Regions from separate parts of the Homo sapiens genome. Here region 2 is linked to region 1. A link is an interaction called in ENCODE POLR2A ChIA-PET data of the cell type or tissue named here. Cell type or tissue: A673. All regions are shown on one strand. Each heading gives the region's core, and the rest is flanking DNA. Links, peaks and the distances in the headings are about the cores only. Region 1 overlaps DCC (DCC netrin 1 receptor). Region 2 has its middle 210 kb from the start of LINC01630.

Evidence for each region. Peaks named below come from ENCODE experiments on the same cell type or tissue, not always from the same donor. Only the 100,000 strongest peaks of a DNase experiment are listed, where the experiment ranks them.
Region 2: POLR2A ChIA-PET joins it to region 1 with 5 read pairs; 1 of 35 experiments calls an interaction of 5 or more read pairs at or near these places.

What each region holds. Positions count from the first base shown.
Region 1 is chr18:52,579,962-52,585,350 of GRCh38, reverse strand. All of the region lies in intron 1 of DCC (DCC netrin 1 receptor), which reads right to left. Among named protein-coding and RNA genes, the nearest start is that of DCC, 240 kb to the right of the region's middle. In A673, for the core only: a CTCF peak has its summit at 2,635 (motif pointing left); a DNase peak (open chromatin) is centred at 2,620; H3K27ac peaks cover 100 bases.
Region 2 is chr18:51,601,436-51,606,824 of GRCh38, reverse strand. No RefSeq gene overlaps it. Among named protein-coding and RNA genes, the nearest start is that of LINC01630, 210 kb to the right of the region's middle. In A673, for the core only: no CTCF peak of the experiment used is centred there; a DNase peak (open chromatin) is centred at 3,104.

The DNA.
Region 1 (5,389 bases), core at 62-5,061:
AATTTATATCTGAAAGTGAAGGAAAAAATGTTTTCTGTCTGGCTATGTAGTGCTTAGCTTTTGGGCATGGCTACATGTATGATGTAACATGCTTTAACACATCCACAGTTTTGACTCCTCATTCGACTGTCTTCCCAAAGAAAACACTCCTCATTTGGCAAGTTTGGTTTCCATGTTGGTTACCAGGAAGCCCATAGTTGAGGCACATTTATAAAGCTGAATTTCAATGCATTCTTTAAGCATTCGAGAATAAAGTGAACACCTTCCCAGTGAGCGTGTGCTTTGTAAAAAATACCGTCTTAGTGATATGTTAGCTACTCGAGACATTCTCTGGAAAAGACATGTACCTACTCTCCAATGAAGTTCTAAATGTTTAGTAATTATTGTGTTCTGGTACTAAGTGCAACTGAGAATATTCCTAAAGGAATGTGACTAGAGCCATATGCCCAAGGTTTATGCCATAGCATTGGGTGATTAAGTGAGGTAGATTACTGCCTAAAGTAGTGGTTTAGGCTGGGTGCAGTGGCTCGTCTCGGTAATCCTAACACTTTGGAAAGCTGAGGTGGGAGGATTGCTTGAAGCCAGGAGCTCGAGACCAGTCTCGGCAACAAAGCGAGACCATGTCTCTCCAAAAAAAAAAAAAATTATCTGGGCATGGTGGTGCATGTGTGCCTGTAGTCCCAGCTCCTCAGGAGGCTGAGGCAGATGTATCTCTTGAGCAAATAACTTGCCCAGGGTTATAATACTAGTAAAGAGAGAAACTGGGATTTGAACCAAAGTTGTCCATCGACAGAGGTATATCTGTGCGTTAGTCTAAACCACTGCACTATGCTACCTTTTGCAAAGAGCTTACTGAGAGTCCCTGCAAACTAACAGCCAGTTGGCTTTGCTTCAATCAGCTTGGTCCTGTCTCTCTGTCTCTCCATCTCTCTCTCTCTCTCTTTCTCTTTCTCCTTTTTAAATCAAATCAATATCTTCACATATAATGTTGGATCTAATGTTCTTACTGTATCTAAACATTCGTCCAATGAGCAGTCTTCCCAAGATAGGCTGATGTGCTGACAAATCTCTGTCCTCATAAATGGAAATGAGACCAAAGTGCTGGGCTAGAAGCCACGTTCCTTCTTCCTTGTCCTTTCCTGGTATCCCACTCACCTTATGTATCTTTCACAGTGTAGAATTCATCAAAGAAGAAAAATCAGCCCTCATAGTACAGCTGGTATTTTCACTGGGAAAATGATTCCAGATCTCTTTTACTAAATTACTGCAACCTTCAGATCCTCAGATTTCTCCAGTTATTATAATTCAGCTATGAAAAAAATGCTGTTTCAAGAAACACAAATTCTGAAACATTCACTATCTGCTTCTAGGCAGTAAGTTTCGAAAGTAGGTGGCTTTGAATGCAAAATACATAAAGAGAATAATGCGGAGATGAGAGGGAGTGAAAGAAAAGGAAGAAAGAGAAAGCAATTAAGGTTATGGAAATGGGACATTGCTATATAAAGTGAGTTATATTTAGAGGCCCTTGTCAAATTAAAAACATTTTTTCCAAACCTTTCCTAACCTAAGTCATATTTTACGTTGTTAAACCTGAGAAGATCTGTAACAACCAGAATTACTGTTAACTCTTATTCAGTTTATTTTTCACTTTTCTTTAAACTTTGTGACTTATGGCTATGATTCTAAATTATCATTCAAAGTATAAAGTGAAATATACACGTTAAACCAAACCGAACAGCAATAAACTTTGCCAAGAAAAGCTAATTATTCAGGGAATATTTAGTAATAGGTCATAATGCAATTTATCATTTGAAAAGGATGGATATAAAAATAGATATAGATAAATAGAAAGAGATATATTCTTCTAAATTTGTATAACTCTTTACATTTTACTAGAAAAGTATAAAAGTAAAAATAAAAATGCATTTCAGTTAAATTCATTTCAGTTAATTTCTGATATTTTGTGACAACTTCTCAAAGAATTCTTGATTTTAAAAAGGCAGATTTATTTCTGGGTATTTTACTCCAAAGCCTTTGTGCTCTTCAGAAGGAAGGAGTTGAAATGAAATACTTCTCTCCAGTGTTTTTATTGCACATTGATCAATAAATATTTACAGAGTACCTATCTTACGCTAGCTTTTGTAGGCACTGAAGTGGCAAAAGAGAACGAAACAGATCAAAAAATTGTATCCTCATACAGCTTACCAAAATATCAGATATTATAGTTGTTGATTTATCAAAGAGATTGCTTCAGGACCATTTTTTTAATGATATTGTAGAGAGCCAATATAGAAAGAGGTCCCTATTTGAATTTTCTGTCTCTCAGATACTCTATAATTTTTGCCGTGTTGATTATATTCTCAAAGCTAGTGTTCAGAAACACGTATGTTGGACTTGACTATATTTCCTGGAGCCATGGCACAGATAGCTCATGTGTTCCACCATGAAAGAGATGTTATTAAACTGTCAAAGACACCAGAAAAAAAAGTTGTCATTTTCTTCTCTTCCCTCTTTTCCCAGGGCCATGCCTAAATTTTCCTCTTCTTCACTGATTTCCTGACTAGTCTCAATTTCACAGCTGGTGGCTAGCTATAAAAGAGAGTATTCCCATTTGAGGAACTTTACACGAAAGGCTGCCCCCTTCTGATATATTGAAGCCATCAAAGAAAGTAATGGCCCTGTCCCTAGTCATCTTTTATCTAGTTCCCACAAAGTGATGGAGAATAAGAAAGTAAAAATGTAAAGAGGCACTATTCCAAGCACAAGCCCTTTTCTCTGATTTGAAGCTTTAGAGCTGGTGACCAAAACTTCAATGGCATTGTCACTTCAAATACAGGTACATTTGCTTATTGGTTTGCTACTATAAACCAAGATGCTGCGTATTTCCACAAGAACTCCCCTGGCTAAATAACCAGCAGAACTGTGAGTAGGGAGATTAAAGATGCTAAATGCCATTAAGCCTCATAATTCAACTACTTTTTACATCAGCATGAGAGAAATTGTGCGTGCCAAACTGAAAGCCATCTTCCTATTAAAGGGGAAATCAGAGGTAGGGGTGCATTTTCTAATAACACATAAATAGCAATACTCAGCAAATATTAAAAATGTCCTTCATTAATTAGCTACCTTTGGAAGACTGTGCAAATTTGTGCATGGGGGCAATTGGGCTGAAGAATATCAGTTAAACTTAATATATTTAGAGTTCAGAAATGATAACCATACTATGTGCACAATCACATGTGTGTATTTATGATGAATTAATAGAGCTTTGTAGATGCCTTGTCTAGCAGATGATTTACAGTGCATTATCCTGATGGACTAAAAAAGGAATCATAAAAAGTTGCATACGGTAGAAGATAATGGAATGAAGTCCCTTGGTTTCTAGTGCATGTTATTGTTTTCTAGCGTATGTTAACTGCATTCATGACCACCAATAGTTAGTTCATCACCCTAAGTCTGGTGATTAATTTCTGGCCATAGGAGTACTTGGCAAAGGCACCTACCCTGTCAATCAGAAAGTTGTTAGTGCAACTTCCAAAGACAGTTTGAGCATATTGTGATTGTGAATAAATAATTTGCAAAGTTTAACTCAGAATCACTAGCCTGTTAGTCTAGAAAGTCACCAGCATGTCTCTGACATGTTCCTGGAGTTTGCTAAAAAAAATGAAGGGGTGAAGAAATCAGAGGTATATAACATAGAGCATGAAGGGTAAACAGTAGTAAGAAAGAGGCAAAAAAGAAAAAGTGACATGTATAGATGGGAAGGTGGGATGCCATCAAAGCCAACAAGAGATTCTTATCTCTTTTCTTACTTATATAGGCTGTCACTCACCCCTGAATTGAATCCCATTCCACAAATATTTATTGAGCTCCAACTACATCTAGAGCTTCAGTGCTATGGGGAGTAAAAATAAATATAATAATCTCTTATACAGAATTTTGCAGGTTGTAAAGTTCTTTCTCAAACTATCTAATCTTCCCAGCAATATCATGGCTTGGGTATTATTTTGAGCATATTTCTGATGAGATAGTTTAAATAGTTTGCCTAAGGCCATACAACAAGCCTTTATGAAGCAGTGATGCCAATCCATGTTTTCTGGTACCAAGACTCACTCTTAAAACATATGAGAAACTACAAATTTAGATAGATAGATAGATAGATAAGATATATAGATAGAAAGAGATGTTTGTGTGTGTATAACTATATATTTATTTATGTATTTATCTGTCTATATTTATATCTAAATCTGTATGTAAGTTATAATTGATGGCTAAATTGCTAAATGAGCCTAGAGGACAGAGAGAGATTCTTTTCAGCTGGAGAGGGGAAAGAAGAGCAGATCAGTGGTTGAATTGATAACAGCTTCAGAACTGAACACATTGAACAGATACTTGAAGGAAAAATCTGGAGTATTTAAAAAACCCTGAATGTGATTCAAAAGACTACTGATAGCTAATCTTGGAAACCTGGTTCTAGTGTGAATACCACAGTGGTTAAAAGGCAGGGCTTAGTGTCCTCATCTGAAAAATGGGGATAGTCATAGCCTCAGAATTGCTGAGATAATTAAAACAGATATTCCTCATGTCACTTAAAAGGCAACCTTAGCTAGAATGATGATGACAACAACGTCAATAACAGTGCTGCTCTAGCTGGTGTGCGCATCCCAACTCAGTGTTGGTCCAGGTCTTCCAGGCATCCATAGTCTTTCTAAGCTATGTGATGTGATAAATCTTTCATTTCCAAGTGACCAGATAACTTTCCTAAGCAAAAAATAATTTGTCTGTGTAATTTATAAATACTGCAGTAGAGATGGCTTCAGCTATGGCTTAATTCAGGGAGTAAAACTGGGTCCCTGTGGCGAGGTTTCTCTTGCTCCATATCTCTTAACCTGAAATTGCAACATTCCCAGTCTGGCCTTCTCTGCAGAGACAAAAGATGTCAGCAGCAACTCCTTTCAGTAATAAGTCTCTTATCCAGAAGTCTCTAAAAATGTCTCATTGTGAGTTCGAGGCTGCAGTGAGCCGAGATCGCGCCACTGCACTCCAACCTGGGCAACAGTGAGACTCTGTCTCAAAACAAAACAAAACAAACAAAACAAAAGTCTCATTTTGTCTTTGATTCTGATTGGGCCTTAAGGTCATCCTTGAATCAAGCATAATGTCAGGAAAACAAGATATTGTGATAAGTTTAGACCAGGCACATGGTCCACTCTTGAGTGGAAATTGAGCCCAACTTGCAGCACAGAGGCTAAGAGTGCGGGTCGTGATTTATCTAGAAGAAAATTATCCTGGCATTCCCTCCCCGAAAGAAAGGTGAATAGCAACTTTTAGTTGCAAAAGCATATGTCCAATACATTAGCATATGTGCTCTTATTAATTCATTCTTCTT
Region 2 (5,389 bases), core at 193-5,192, 980 kb after region 1:
TAAGTTACCACCTAGGACACTAGATGCAGTTCATCTCCATTGTAGAGAGGTTTACAAATGCATTAGCATTACCTAAAGATAGATAGAGAGATACATACATACATACATAGATATTCACTACATAATGAGACTTACACTAAAACTACAGTAATCAAGGCCATGTATTATTGGCATAAGAGTAAGTAAGGAGATCAACAAAACAGAATAGAAAGCCCAGACATAGACCTACACACTTACAGCTGGTTGACAGTCAATAGGTGAGGCAAGGTAATACAATGAGGAAAGAAAAGGTTTCATTCAACAAATGCAGCTGGAAAAAAATGAACTTTGATCCCTACCTCACAGTATGCACAAAAATTAATTTGATAGATCATAGACATAAACATAAAAGAAAAAGATAAAGCTTCTAAAAGAAAATGCAGGAAATTATCTTTATCACCTGAAGTTAAGCAAAGATTTCTTAGACAAGTCACATTTCAAGAAAGACTTGTGCAGGAATGTTGAACAGTTTTCTTCATAATAACCCCAAACTAGAAACAACCCAAATATTCAATAATAGGGAAATAGATACATAAATGTGGTATATTAATAAAATAAAAGATTAACTATTAGTACATTCAACACTTGAATGAGTATCAAAAACATTATGACAAGTGAAGGAAGACAAATACAAGCATATATATGCTGTATTATTCTATTTAAGATGTTCAAGGACAAGCGCTACTAATTCAATGGGACATAAAGAACAATTGGTTTCCTCTAGGTAGGCCATTGACTGGAAAGAAACACAAGGAAACTTGAAGCAGTGATAGAAATGGTCTATATCTTGATTGGGGCTCTAATTTCATGAATGTATATAGGTATCAAAACTTATTGAATTGTACATTTAAACTCTATACATTTTGTTTATCAGTTATATCACAATGAAAACAATACATGAATGCATGAATACATGAGTGCTGAATTGTAAGTTGTATTCTTCTTTTGTCTACATTTTAGGATTTCTGGAATAATGACGTGTCTTTTAATTATGGCCTACAGAAACTTTCTAGCCATCCAGCATTGAATTTTTTAAATAAAAATGGTATTTATCTAGCAAACCGTTTACTACAAATAACATATAGGCAGAGACCTTAAATGTACAGCTCAATAATTTTTCATAAAATAAATTCTCCACATGTAACCCCCTCTCAGATCAAGATATAAAACATCACCAGCACCACAGATCCTCCCACTGACCCAAAGTGGGGGAAAAGATATTAGGAAAAGGTTGCTTGTCACAAATCCGGAGAATGCAATTCAAAGCAATAGAATTTCCCAAGTTTTCATAATAACCCCATGAAAGAGATATCACTATCTCTGTTTTATAGGTGAGGAAACTGAGTTCTGTAATTAGCAAAGTCAGAATTCAAAACCAGATGGGTCCAATTCTGATACCTGTGTTCCTTCCATGTACATCAAACAGAATATAAAAGAAGCAAAGAAAAATTCATGCTCCTTGTCCATTAATCATCATAATCTATACTTTTCAAATATACAGTCTCGGTAGAATGCCAGCTTTATTTACAATACATGTTTTTATAAAAGTATTGTATAAATATATTTTTTAAACATATATTTACAACATTCTGTGTGAGGACTAAGCTCCAATTTTTTTTTAATCTTGCCCAAATTCCTATCTAAAAGGTCTGGGGAGTCATGCCCTACAAACCATAAATTCTTGTCAGACAGGTTTTATTTAGCCCTATATATTGTGACTTTCTTTCCACCCTGAATCTGGCATAACATTATGAGACAAGCAAGAAAATCAAAATATTTTACCCCAAAACTTGTTTATTTGCCAGATCTTGAAATGGCCCCGCCAAGCTGTCCTTTGTGGGAAAATGTGAATCTGTAAAGAAGCTCTAATTACATAGTTAGATCTTTTTCTTCCAGGCCCTACCAATCCTGAAGAGATTCAGTCAGCATCTAGCATCTTTTTAAAGGTCTGAATTGGAAACATTTGTCATCTATTGTCTCTAAGGTCGGCCACTATAAGACATCAAAATAACCTTGGTCTCCACAGTCTTTTATCCTAACCTGAACATTTATTTTCTATTGATCCCAGATCTTTAGACAAACTCAACCAATTGTCAATCAGAAAATGTTTAAATTTACCTATAGCCTGGAAGCCCCCCTTTGCCCCCACTCTTTGAGTTGTCCTGCCTTTCTGAACCAAACCAATGCATTTCTTAAATATATTTGATTTATGCCTCATGCCTCTCTAAAACGTATAAAACAAAGCTGTGCCTCAACCACCATGGGCACATGTTCTCAGGACCTCCTGAGGGCTGTGTCAGGGGTTATGGTCATTTATATTTGGCTCAGAATAAATTTCTTTAAATGTTTTACAAAGTTTGACTCTTCATTGACACATGTAACCCAAGAAAGGAAGGGATATGGGAATACTTTACCGTGAGAAAATGGAGAAGTTGAGCTAGCCTCATGATCACAGAGCCAGGGCCAGGATGGGACTCCCCTACTCCCTGGGACTGTAATAATGTTTCACAGTCATAGGAGAAATTAGCCAAGCACACCCATCTCCTGTCACCTGCATCTCACCGCAAGTCTGAGCTACAGGGGTAAGTGGGTGGGATGCAGGGATGTCTTGGTCCCTTCTCCACCCCTTACTCAATGCTACATTCCCTTTTCTCAAACAAGCAGCAGAAGAGAACCGGGGAAAGGACATTTTTTTTTTCAGGATTTTGTGTTTCAATTGATTACTCCTCCCCTAAATTTATGAATTTACAAAACATCATTGCTTAACCTCCCCATCCCCTGCCACACACACACACAAAAGAGTAACCAATGATAGAAAATTCTACTTAATTAGAGAAGGAAGAAATATTTTAGAGATAAGTCTTGGCGCTACATAAACCAGGCTGTTGGTAAATTCTAAAGATTAAAATGTCCAGCAACCTAGTAGGTACTACTTGTGCTGAAACAGCCTCTCCATTTAGAACTGAGATTTTCTTTGAACCACATCACTCATGATAAGGATAAAGACTTCCCAGTCCATTGACTAAGATAAGCGTTTAAGTGGCCTAATTATCCCTGAAGTGGCAAATCACCCTTACAAGAAAGCTAATGCGTTTTGCCAACATAGCAACGATCCAACTGTTCCTTTGTCTTATAATGATTGGGTTAACAAGGCAGGAAACACCTTTAAAATCAAGTTTGTGTACATCTTGATTCATTGTAGCTGTCTAAAGTAGTTTTCCCAACTAGGGGATAGAAAGTCTTAGCCACTTGGACAGCTGGCAAAATAGAACATATGTTTCAGATGCATGGCCAAAAAAAAATTTATTTCCCAAGGTTTTTAATTAAGTATAATAATATCTGAAAAATAAATAAGTCTCCAAGCTGCAAGCAACCCTGGGAAAATGAATAATGAAGTTCTAGGAGAGTCTGGCTGCCTTCAAACAGTGATCTCTGCTAGTGGGAAAGTCCTCTTTGCTCAGCAGGGAGCCAAAGAGCAGGCCAGAGGCAGTGTGAGGATAGAGGTATGCCATCTCTAAGCCTCCATATGCTGAATCAACCACTGGCTTTCAGTAGGGCCTCAATCTTAACAGGAGGCTAAACAGGCATGTAAGAAAATACTTTTAAAGCCTAAAGTTACTAAAAGGCTAGTTCCTGCAGAACTTAGACCCAAAAAAAAAGTACAATCAATGAATTTCCTTCAGTGTCTCCAACTCCCTTTCTCTTTAAAATAAACCCTGGAAGGAATCATTTTGTAAAGTGAAGAGTTCTCTGTGATATGAATAGTTCTCCTTTCATTATTATGCCTTATATGTTTGGATTTTTATGTATTGACTTTTTCATACAGCTGTACTTCAGAAAATTGAGAATAAAAAACATCATTATATGAAGCTTGGGGAGTCAATAGAAGCCAAAGAAAAACTGCACCAAATTATTCAAAAGTACTCGGATAATTCCCTTTTCATTTGGCCATAGACAATGAACTCTTCATTGAGTCGAGAAGAAGGTTCCTGTTGGAAAACAGTGAAATACAGAGTGGCTCCCCAGAGGATGTGGATCTTCACAGGGACCTTGAAGGATATTAGGGTTTGATAGATGTTTCAACCCCCCTTCTAAAATGATTACTGCATCACCTTTTACTCCTGGATTCATAATGCTGAAACAACCTTGATGAACCCCAGTTTCTGTCACACAATACTCCCTCACTAACAATAAAAATCATTTTCAAATAAATTTTGGGAAAGGTTCATTTTAACTCCCTTATGAGAGTCAAAATCACATCTGCACAGTAGAAGCCACAAGAAGTTCTGTAGTAATAAAGCTGTTTACATTGTTTGATGCACTATTTCCAAAACATTTCACCACGGAACGCTTTTTCATTAGATTTATTTTATTTAACTCTTCAAGTGTAACACTCTTTGGAAGATGTTGATCTACTTAGGAAAATGTTGAAATAGCCCAACTTCCTCATTTAGTTGGTGGGAAAAAAAACGTTGGAGAACAGGCATGAGAAGGGAGATTTTCAAGTTAATCCATCAATTAGGCCAAGAACCTGATGGGACTTACAGTCAGGGTCTCTCTCCACTAAGTAATCCTTGGGCCACACTCATAAAGGAAGGCTACCTGGCTTTTGGCATCGGGAATGGTAATATGGAAGAGTATTTTGCACTGTATTCCCCTGTGGGAGGGGTGCATGTCACAAAGCAAATCTGCTGATTAATTTTCCAGCCAGTGCTTCTCCTCTGGAAAGAAATGCTCTGGTTCCATTCCAGTGTCTTTATAGGTTAAGTCAATGATTAAGAAATAGTGGCAGGTATCTGGCCCTCTGTCACAGGAGGTGACTTCTAGGAGTTGATACCTAACATGAGAGCCAGTCTGGTATAGAGCAGTTTGCTCCCCGGACTGTCTGACTTGCTTAAGGAAGCCTTAGGCCACTAATGACAGCATAGTTTCACCTTCATTTACACAGATTTGTTATCAGGTACTATTCACGAGCCCTAGGAAATCCAAAGCTAAGAGGTTTTAGTCAACCAAAGTTAAATTGAGGAATTAAACATAACTAAGTTTTTTTTTTAATTAAACATAAATACTTGTCAAAGTTTATGTTGTTATTTCAGGCCCAAAGAGGAATTATCCAAATTTCTTGTATGTGAAAAGAGAAAGGGTTCTGTGGTCATATGGTTCAGCTCCATCATTTCACAAATAAAGAAGCTGAAATTCAGATAAATTGGTTACATAATCAGTTAATGAAAGCTAAAAGGTATAACCAACAGAGACTTAGAGCCCAGAATTTTTTTTTTTTTCTCCATAAGTGCCATCTCCTCAGAGTCAGAGAGTGAAAACATAGACTGGGCATGGTGGCTTACATCTG